Linked DNA regions of Homo sapiens: regions 2 and 3 are each linked to region 1. Evidence: chromatin contacts called from ENCODE Hi-C or POLR2A ChIA-PET data. All regions are on one chromosome and are shown on one strand. The core of a region is the stretch at or near the end of the contact, and the rest is flanking DNA. Distances in the headings are between cores, read along the strand shown.

Evidence for each region. A loop is a pair of places that touch in the nucleus more often than their neighbours do. ChIA-PET counts read pairs that join two places held with the same protein, here RNA polymerase II (POLR2A). Pooled maps may share reads with other maps.
Region 2: a pooled map shows a loop between it and region 1 (31-fold over the local background). The contact joins the promoter of HAUS6 here to the promoter of PSIP1 in region 1. A Hi-C loop is called at or near these places in 6 of 50 pooled maps.
Region 3: a loop to region 1 is called in a pooled map, with 9 times the contacts of the local background. The contact joins the promoter of DENND4C here to the promoter of PSIP1 in region 1. A Hi-C loop is called at or near these places in 1 of 37 single-sample maps with no recorded cell type and 6 of 50 pooled maps. POLR2A ChIA-PET finds 5 or more read pairs at or near these places in 2 of 52 experiments (B cell and activated T-cell).

Annotation. Positions count from the first base shown.
Region 1 is chr9:15,508,975-15,512,290 of GRCh38, reverse strand. It overlaps PSIP1 (PC4 and SRSF1 interacting protein 1), which reads left to right and starts at 1,321. Exons shown (of 16, transcript NM_033222.5): 1 at 1,321-1,474; 2 at 1,962-2,174. The coding sequence starts at 2,103. RefSeq lists enhancers at 302-1,254, 1,255-2,208 and silencers at 1,336-1,415, 1,436-1,645, 1,656-1,715, 1,846-1,895, 1,996-2,195.
Region 2 is chr9:19,101,129-19,104,500 of GRCh38, reverse strand. It overlaps HAUS6 (HAUS augmin like complex subunit 6), which reads left to right and starts at 1,597. Exons shown (of 17, transcript NM_017645.5): 1 at 1,597-1,977. The coding sequence starts at 1,850. RefSeq lists an enhancer at 1,355-1,918.
Region 3 is chr9:19,229,017-19,232,257 of GRCh38, reverse strand. It overlaps DENND4C (DENN domain containing 4C), which reads right to left and starts at 1,565. Exons shown (of 33, transcript NM_001330640.2): 1 at 1,425-1,565. RefSeq lists silencers at 1,018-1,157, 1,378-1,747, 1,828-2,127 and enhancers at 761-1,266, 1,267-1,773, 2,158-2,407.

The DNA.
Region 1 (3,316 bases), core at 72-2,571:
ATTTTTACCCCCTTCTTGCTGAGCAACCTATAGTAGCTTCCTACTACACACATTAAATTCATATTCAGAATGAGAAGCTTCAAGACATTTCACCAACCCTTCCTTCTCCTCTGCCAATTTCTCTTTTTGCTCCACTTGGAACTCTCTGCATATTGCCCAGGTATACTTAGTTTCTCGAAACTCCTTACAGGACATTTTACTTTGGGACTGTCTTCTTTCATTCCTTTTTAAAGACATGCTGTATCGCTTTCAAAAAATTCTCAATTTTTACCAATTCAAAAAAAATTTCCTAATTCATTTCCAGTTGAGTCCCGTATTTAAAACAGTATTATCTAGGTGCTAATATATGTCTTATTATTCTTATTTTTATATGTCTTAACATTCTTTTTAAAAATATTTTCAGCCTCTCTAAAGGATCAAAAAATTAACCTTTAAAATCCCTTGAAGAGCATTTTAAGAGAGAAAATATTTGAGGTTTAGTAACACTTACACATTGTACCACCTACCAGCTCCTATTCTACTAGGGAAATAAAATTTAGATGCAGCTAAAATTTAGTTAGGGCCCAAACTCACATCCTATCTAAAAGGTTTCTGTTTTCCTGTCATTGTTTTCTACCCTTCGCATTTTGCATTCAGTAGGGTTGCATTTTTCTTAATAGTTCTTGGTGATGCAAATGCAAAAGAAATGAAATAGGGCTCTCTCATACTACAATTTCAAGGAAAAGGAGACTACGAGGCCCATTCAGCGAGGTGCAAGAGGCCTAGATGCAGCACACCCTGCAACCGCCGCATGCTCCAATTTCATCTTAGGGTTTTCGTACAGCTCCTCTTTTTTGGATGATGCAAACCGCGCAAAAGCAGCATTCAAACCTCCCCACCCTGGAAACGATACAAGAACATGAATCTTTACTGCCACTTTCTCCCTAACACGCAGCCAAGGGAGAGAGGCCCGGATACCCGCCCCCAAAACCGCGTCCACAACAATCATTTCCTCCCTCCCCGCCTTTTACATACAGTACACATACAAATACACACACGCAGAGAAGCCAGCAGGGGCGGGCCGGGCCCGACCACTCCGCAAACCGCAGGGGGAACTTGCGGCAGGCCGAGCTATTTTCGCCCAGTCCTTTCTTCTTCGCTTGCGTCTTCCTCTCCATCTGCATGCACCTGTTACATGAAAGCGAACTTGGGGACGTAGGGTTTCCAGAAAATCCGCTTCGGAGCCACACAGCTTCGCCGGGTGCTGCAACATCCCCCCTCTCTCGGTAAACAGTTGGTCGCGCCCCAGTGCTAGCGGGCGCCGAGCGGGAGCCGCGCGGGAGCAGCGCAGCTACGGCGGCGGCAGCGGCGGCGCGGTTGCGATTCCGAGCCGTTGAGACGCCTCTGCGGCAGCTGGTGGCGCAGGTGGCTTGCGTGGACGCGGGTAGAGGCGACCGGCCAGCAACCGCAGCGTCGGCGCCCGCGGCCCCGGCAGGTGAGCGGGCGACGGGGACTCGCCCCGCCCCCCCCTCGGTGGCGTCGCTCCTGGCTGTAGCGGGGAAGTGGACGCGGCCCGCCCGGGAGCCGAGGGGGCCGAGGCTGCAGCCGCTGGGCAGCAGGTTGCGGGGGAGGCCTTGCGTGGGCGGAAGGGGGCCGCTCGCTTCTCGGAATCCCTGCCTTTTTCTCTCCCATGCACCCCCTCCCTTTTGGGGCTTAAGCTCGGTGGAAAAAGCCCGGAGAAAGATGGGGCGGGCAGACGGGCGATTTCTGGCCGGGCAGCATCCCTGCTTCAGGTGGTGGCGTCTCTTCGGTGGCGGGGTGGAGGACCTGCTCCAGCGCGGAGGCAGCGCACTGGCGGGGGAGGAGCGGGAGGCGGCCGTCCCCTCGCTCTCCCACCCCCACCCGCCGGTTCCCCTCCCCCTCCCCTTGCGGCCCCTCCCTTCGGGGTTCTTCGCTTTAACCGCCCTCGGTGCTCTCCCTAGCAGGCGCGTCGGGACGCCCCGAGGCATCCTCCCCCGCCCGCGGGCCCGGTAGCTGGGCCCGCGTCCGCCGCCCGCATCCCCGCGCCGCCGCATCTCCTCGCCGCCTCCCGGGCTTCGGACCCCCGGTCTCGCCCCCGAAACATGACTCGCGATTTCAAACCTGGAGACCTCATCTTCGCCAAGATGAAAGGTTATCCCCATTGGCCAGCTCGAGTAAGTGATTTGTAGCCCTCGCGCTTAGCAGTGCTACCCTCCTCTCCAGAGGCCTGCTGCCCACCGTGTCTCTTTATTTTTTCTTCTGTCCTTTCTCTCCCTCGCTTTAGTCTCATTTGTAACCTGACCTTTCATTTTAGTTTTTTGCCCAATAATCTCCCGTGTAATTATGAAAATCCAGACGTTTCTACATACCTGTGTATTTCCCTATGGTTTATTGGCAGACTTGGACAGATTTTCTTCCTAGGAAATATTTAAATGCGTTGCTAGTTAATATTCCATTGTAGGTGAAATAATGAAGAGTGAATTTTTGTTTAAAAATTAGTGAAACATTGACATTTCCATAGTTTTGGATCAAGTACAAAATATCAATGGAATTTGTGCAGATTACACACAAACACTTGGATGTCAGAGAAGTGCGTATGTGATTAAATTGGATTTACAGGGTTTTAAAAAAAATACCTTGTACTTGATGAGGCCTTCTGGATTTGCTTGTTTAATACAGATTCAGGACTGGATATTCTTGAAAGTATTACAGTAGTTTAGTACCGAGGAAGGGCCAGAAAATTCATTTCTCCTTTTTTATTTGAGATGTTTATGACCTTGAAGAAGTTGTTTTACCTTTTTGTTTCCAATAGGCAAAAAGGAGGTGTGGACCAGATTCCTCAGTTCACATCTAGTGGTACAGAGAAATGATTAAGGACCCAGGATGTTTTGTGACATTGAGGAATTGAGACTGTTTAAAGATCTACGCTCCATTTTTAGAAAAAGGGTTCTTTTTGTTTATGGTGGTACCCAGGCTCTCAAACAGAGATAGATAGGACCTAAGATATGTTGCAATCAATTAGATTAGGTAAACTCAAGATCCTTTAAAAATATACTTACATGGGGTTCTGAAGTTTTATTTTTCCAAGCCATTTATTTTCGACTAATTTACTGTCCTTTGAAAATGTATTTCTTAAAAATAATTAAATTCTGTAGTTTTAGTTATGTCAGCAGGGGAATGGTGGAAAACACCCATTAGATAACGGAGTCCTGTCTAGGAGCTGAGAGTGCCATCCAAGTGTAAAACGATCACTGTTCCTTGACTTTCTTCCATCTAGCTGCTCTACGTAAACTCCTGTTCACAAGTTTCCTTCCAA
Region 2 (3,372 bases), core at 348-2,847, 3.6 Mb before region 1:
CTTTTCTTTCTTTCTCTCTCTCTCTCTCCTCTTTTTTTTTTTTTTTTTTGAGACAGAGTCTCACTTTGTCGCCCAGGCTGGAATGCAGTGGAAGGATCTTGGCTCACTGCAACGTCTGCCTCCCGGGTTCAAGCGATTCTTCTGCCTCAGCCTCCCGAGTAGCTGAGCTGGGATTACAGGCATGCGCTACCACGCCCGGCTAATTTTGTATTTTTAGTAGAGACGGGGTTTCTACATGTTGGTCAGGCTGGTCTCGAACTCCCCACCTCAGGTGATCCGCCCACCTTGGCCTCCCAAAGTGCTGGGATTATAGGCGTGAGCCACTGTGCCCCGCCTCTCTCTCTTTTATTAAGGTGATTTTAGTGAGGCAGGAGACAATCATTGCCAGAGGTAGCAATGAGACTTAAAAGCAGGTTACCCAATCCACTTCCAGGCCCTGTTGTCAGTGGGGTTTGTGGTAGGCAACAGCTGTCAATTAAGACGACGGGCCGGGTGCGGTGGCTCACGCCTATAATCCCAGCACTTCGGGAGGCCGAGGAGGGCGGATCACGAGGTCAGGAGATCGAGACCATCCTGGCTAACAGGGTGAAACCCCGTCTCTACTAAAAATACAAAAAATTAGCCCGGCGTGGTGGTGGGAGCCTGTAGTCCCAGCTACTCGGGAGGCTGAGGCAGGAGAATGGCGTGAACCTGGGAGGCGGAGCTTGCAGTGAGCCGAGATTGCGCCACTGCACTCCAGCCTGGGAGACAGAGCTAGACTCCGTCTCAAAAAAAAAAAAAAAAAAAAAAAAAAAATTAAGAGGACTGCAGGCGGCCAGGCGCAGTGGCTCACGCCTGTAATCCCAGCACTTTGGGAGGCCAAGACCGGCAGATAACCTGAGGTCAGGAGTTCGAGACCAGCCAGCCAACATGGTGAAACCCCGTCTCCATTAAAAATACAAAAAAATTAGCCGGGCGTGGTGGCGGACACCTGTTAATCCCAGCTACTCGGGAGGCTGAGGCAGGAGAATCGCTTGAACCCGGGAGGCGGAGGTTGCAGTGAGCCGAAATCGCGTCACTGCACCCCAACTTGAGCAACAAGAGCGAAACCCCGTCTCAAAAAAAAAAAAAAAAAAAAAAAAGACTGCAGGACTGCAGGGGAGTATAGAGCCAGATTTCATTTAAAGCAGGAAAAGGAACATCCGGCATTTGAGGACATAGATTTCGCTAACGACAGAAATGAGGCTCAGAGATTACGTGACTTGATTAGAGTCACAGTGAGCATAGCGGAGGATGGAACCAATGCTTTAACTCTACACCGAGGCATAGTGCTCCATTTATGGCTTTTTTGTGACGTAACAACTAGGATACACAAGCAAATGGACCCCACTAACCAAGAATCAGAAACCCGAAGGCCCGAGGATCTGGGCACGACAGCGGTTAAGCAAGCGCAGAGCAAGTCGCTGGCCGCGCAATGCCCGGTGGGTCTTGCAGTTTCTTGGCTGGGCATGGCCGGAAGGGAGGAGAGAAGGACGCATTGCATGGCGGGAGATATAGTCTTTGCCGGAAGTCCCTCCTCCCTCGGACGCCTGGCGGCGCCGGCGCACACTGCTCTTCCTTAAGGGCGGGAGTCTCGGTTTGTGGTGGCTTCGCTGAGGCAGTGGTGGCCGCACTATACCGTTAGAAACTCAATTTCCCGGAGGTTGTGAGGCCCTTTGAGGCGAAATCGCTCTGGGCGTGAAAGGAGCAGGCGTTGGCAATGGAAGGACCACCGCGACCTCAGGCTGACCGTAGGGAGGGATCTTGAGGGCCCTCCGAGTCCCCTGGGCTTGCGCTTTCTTTCTTTGCAGCCACCGTGCCTACCGCGAGGATGAGCTCGGCCTCGGTCACCGCTTTCGAGAAGGAGCATCTCTGGATGTATCTGCAGGCGCTCGGCTTCGAGCCAGGCCCGGCAACCATTGCCTGCGGAAAGATCGTGTCGCACACGCACCTCGGAGTGTAAGGAGGCCGGGGCCGGCGGGGCGAGGGAGCCTGAACCGGGGGACGCCGGGGGACTCCCCCTTTTGTAGACCCCGGAGGTTGATTAATCAGAATTGGTTGAGCAGTTACTCTGTGCCAGGCATTGGCTCCAAAGTTCCTACTCCCAGTTGCTGCCAGCCTAGGGGCAGAGACAGACAGTAAATAATGCAAGAGTGCCGGAAGCGCTCTGTAGGGGAGTGCAAAAGTCTGCAGATGGGGAGAGTGCAAGACTGGAGGAGCAGCTTAACTCTGCCTATGTGGTGGAGGGGTGGTCTGTGAAGTAGTGGGAGGGATGGCGGGTGGTAGTGGAAGAGCATGGGAACCATATGTACAAAACACCTTTTGGACTCAAGGGAGCCTTTGAAGGTGGTTGTTTAATTTTATAATTTTTAATTTTTTAATTAGTAAGGCATGTTGGAGTTAGCATAAAACAACGGAGAAGGGTATTAAAAACAAATACCCTTTTAAGAAAAGTATGGAAAGTAAAAGCCCCTTCCCTACTTTTTCCACTTCTGTTTTATCAACTTTAGCCAGTATCTCTATTTAATCATTCCCACTGTAGGCCAAGAGGAATTCTTTTCTTTCATATGGAGTCTCCCTCTGTTGCCAGGCTGGAGTGCAGTGGCACGATCTCGGCTCACTGCACCCTCCAACTCCCTGGTTCAAGCGATTCTCCTGCCTCAGCCTCCCGAGTAGCTGGGATTACAGGCACTTGCCACCACGCCCAACCAATTTTTGTATCTTTAGTAGAGACGGGGTTTCACCATGTTGGCCAGGATGGTCTCGATCTCCTGAGCTCATGATCCACCTGCCTCGGCCTCCCAAAGTGCTGGGATTACAGGCGTGAGCCACCGTGCCCGGCCTCTATTTTTTTAAAGTATTATTATTTTAGAGACAGTAGCTAACCATGTTGCCCAGGCTGGTCTCAAAATTCCTGGGCTCAAGCAATCCTCCTGCTTCGGTCTTCCAAAGTGCTGGGATTATAGATATGAGCCATTGTTTTTTGTTTTGAGACAGGGTCTCCCACTCTGTCGCCCAGTCTGGAGTGCAGTTGTGCGATCACAGCTCACTGCAGCCTCCAACTCCTGGGCTCAGGCGATCCTCCCACTTCACCCTCCTGAGTAGCTGGGACTACAGGTGCGTGGCACCATGCCTAGGGTCGGCATGTTGCCCAGGCTGGTCTTGAGCTCCTGGCCTCCAGCAATCCCCCCGCCTTGGCCACTCCAAGTGCTGGGATTACAGATGTGAGCCACCGAGCCTGGCCTGTTTTATTTATGTTCATAGTTGTACATATTTTGGGGATATAAAATTTTGATATTTTGATACACTTATACAATGTATAAGGATCAGATCAGGATAAATGGGATAGCCATC
Region 3 (3,241 bases), core at 316-2,815, 3.7 Mb before region 1:
AAAGCAAGCCTATATGACAGGCAGATCATGTTCATGAATACAAATCTAACTTCATTGCCGACTTCCCAGTCTCACAGCAAGACGGCAGTTTACCAACTCTTTAACAGTAATACAAAGAACAGGACAGAAAATATAGTTTCTTTTTTGCATGCTATAGTGATCAAGAATAAAGGATACCTTTAATGTTCAAAGATGAAAACTTCCTTTTGCAACTAATATTGCTCTTATCGCGTGTACACAGAAAAATCATACAACGCTCTGCATTTCTGATAGAGTAATACACACTATCACATCAAATCAAGTATTTATCCAGAACTTAGCGCCTTAGCACTAACGTTCTCCCCTCTCATTATACACAGACCGGAAGGGAAAACCTATTCCTACGTAAATTAGGGCCTAGGAAGAACGCCTCAACACGGGTTTGCACACAATTAAGCAGGCTCAGTGGGTCAATTTCTCAGGCTACAACGCTTGACAGTATCTCGGAGGCACAAAGAGACAGCTGAGGGTTCACTACTGGAAATGACACTTTCCCTCAAATTTGCACAAGTACCCGCGGTAACTACCCTAAATTTTCCCGTGTGACAAACATACATAAGGGGAGAAGGAGGCGGTACTATTTAAAAACTGGGTAATTCCTTATTAGTGCAGATAAAAGACGGTCTTCGAGAGGGAAAAGGTCTATCAAGCAGAAAAGGGGAGGAAAAAAAAAAAGACGTGACAGCATTCTTAAAACAGAAAAAGTTACAGCTCTTTACAGGAGTCAGCCTTAGGACTTCATTCCTTGGTTTTGTGTTTAGTCACTCCAGAGTTAAAAGGATACTGCCCTCCTAGAAAGTCATCCCCGACAAAGAAGCCCTGAGGATCGGCCACCGTAAGACAGAGAAGGAAATGTCTTCAATTCACCAGAGACACCTGCCCAGGTCCCCCTCCTCCCCGTTGTCCCCGACACTTCTCAGTCCCCCGACTCCTCTCGAGACTGCCCGCCACCCCTGGCTCTAGCTCTCCGCTCTCTCAGCCTCGACCCCCTCTGGGAAGCCCCGATCCTGCTCCCTCCGCACCCCGGCCCCCACCAAAGCGGCCGTCGCCCCGGCGGTCCCCCGGGCCCAGACCCCTCGCGCTTGTACGCAAACGATTCTCATGGGCCCGGCGGGCGACGCGGGGAGGCTCTTCAGGGGCAGCCTTTCCCCGACTGCATCCCGCAGGATCCGGGGACTCCCCGCCCCCGGAAACCGCGGAGAAACTAGGCCACGAACGCCAGCCGCGGCCACTCTCCGCCTCCTCGGCGACCCCCCGCGGGCCAGCCACTCGGAACTCAGCCCTCCGGGCTCTACCTGTCCCGCGCCCTCCCAGCCTTGCAGCGCAGGCCCCGCGAGGGCACGGCGCAGGCTTCCTCCGCCAAAGGCCCCGCGCCGCAGCCTCACCTGCTGCCTGCTCCTCTGTCAGCGCAGCCCCGACACGGCTTCTTCCTGGGGCAAGAAAGCACCGGATTCGCGGACTGGGCGCGCTCGGCAGGGCAGGGCGGGGGACTAGCTCCAGCGGCCGCCGCCGCCTCAGTCCGGTCTGCGCCTGCGCCGCCTCGCGGGCAGGGTCTCCGAGGGGCGCCGCCTACAGCCAGGGGCGATGGCCGGAGCGCTGGCCCGCGCGGGTGCCTCCGCGCTGTGAGCCGTCGGACAGTGCGGGCGGCGCGTCGCCTAGGAGCTGCCCGCGGCGCAGCCGTCCCAAGACCTGACCGCCATGTTTCTGTTCCCTTTTTCTCCCCCGCCTTCCGCCCCTTTCCACAAAACAGCACTTTCTTTTCCCCCTCCCTCTCCCTTTCCTCCTGCGGGGGCGGGTGGAAAAGGGCGGGGGGTGGGAGGGAGAAGACGCAGGGAGGAGGGGGGCGGTGCGGTGCTCAGGCCCCTCCCCCGGGGAGGGCCGAGGCCCTGCAGCCACCGCTCCCCTCCCCCGCCCGACCCCTGTGCGACCCCCGCGGGGCGCGGGGTCTGAGCCTTGCGGGCCTCCGATCCCCTCCTCAGCGTTCGCGCGGCCGAGCCTGCAGAAACAGAGCTGGGGAGAAAGCGCTCTGGAGGCCGCTGTGCACCCCTTCCTGCAGGGCTCAGACTGGCGGTGTGATGTGGGTTTATTGCCTTGGCCTGAGGCAGGTGGCGGCTGCTTCTCTCGGAGTTTTCAAAGACAGGGAAAGTGATGCCGAGTGGCTGAAGGTCACTGAGGACAGTGCCGGGAGATACGTGAAGATTCCTTCCCAGGGAAGGAATCTGGAATTCCCACGCATGAGTAGAGGGCTCTAGAGAGACCCGCGCGCTGGCCCTTCCCGAAACCCCTTGGCTCCAGTGCACCATGTGAGTCCCTGGCCGCGCTCGGTGTCTCTCCTTCGGCCCAGATTTGGGGATGGGAATTCCTAATGGAGAAATCGCTCATTTGCATAGTCAGTACCCTCACGCCTCCTAAGTGTAGCCTCATTATCGACACAGACGCCTGCAGAGTCGTTTCTCTATAATGCAAATTTTGCAGGATATTTTTGAACAACGTTTTTGAGTTATCATAGTAAATGAAAAAGCAATTACTAGTTATTTAGGAAGAAGGAAATGGTTTGAAGTAGAGATAACTTTTTTACCTCTGGGGGGAAAAAAAGGCGAATGACTTCAGATTCCATGGCAGGTCAAAATCAGAACTGGTAAGATTTCTGCATATCTGGTGAGTATCCACATAAATAATCATTTTCCTGAAAATTACACTCTCCTTATTTAATCTGTATTTTTGCATAAAAATGTGAGATTATACCTGGGTCATAAATGCACTGCTGTCCATTTATTTCTGAAGTTTATTGCATAGCCATGGATAATTTGAGTTTTATATTCAATAGCAGAAACTATTTTTCTAACCACGTAAGCAGTCAGAATTGATTTCAGAAGAAATGCGCAGCAATAAAAGTTAAGGCTTATTTAATAACAGTTTGGGGCCAATTTGGTCCCCCTGGAAACTATCTTTGACATTGACAATCCGAAGAGCAAAAGTTTAAGAAAGGATCTAATACTTCAAAATTTAGCTTGTGGGCCGGACGCGGTGGTTCACGTCTGTAATCCCAGCACTTTGGGAGGCTGAGGCGGGCGGATCACCTGAGGTCGAGAGTTCCAGACCAGCCTGACCAACATGGAGAAACACTGTCTCTACTAAAAATACAAAATTAGCCGGGCGTGGTGGTGCATGCCTGTAATCCCAGCTACTCGGGAGGCTAAGG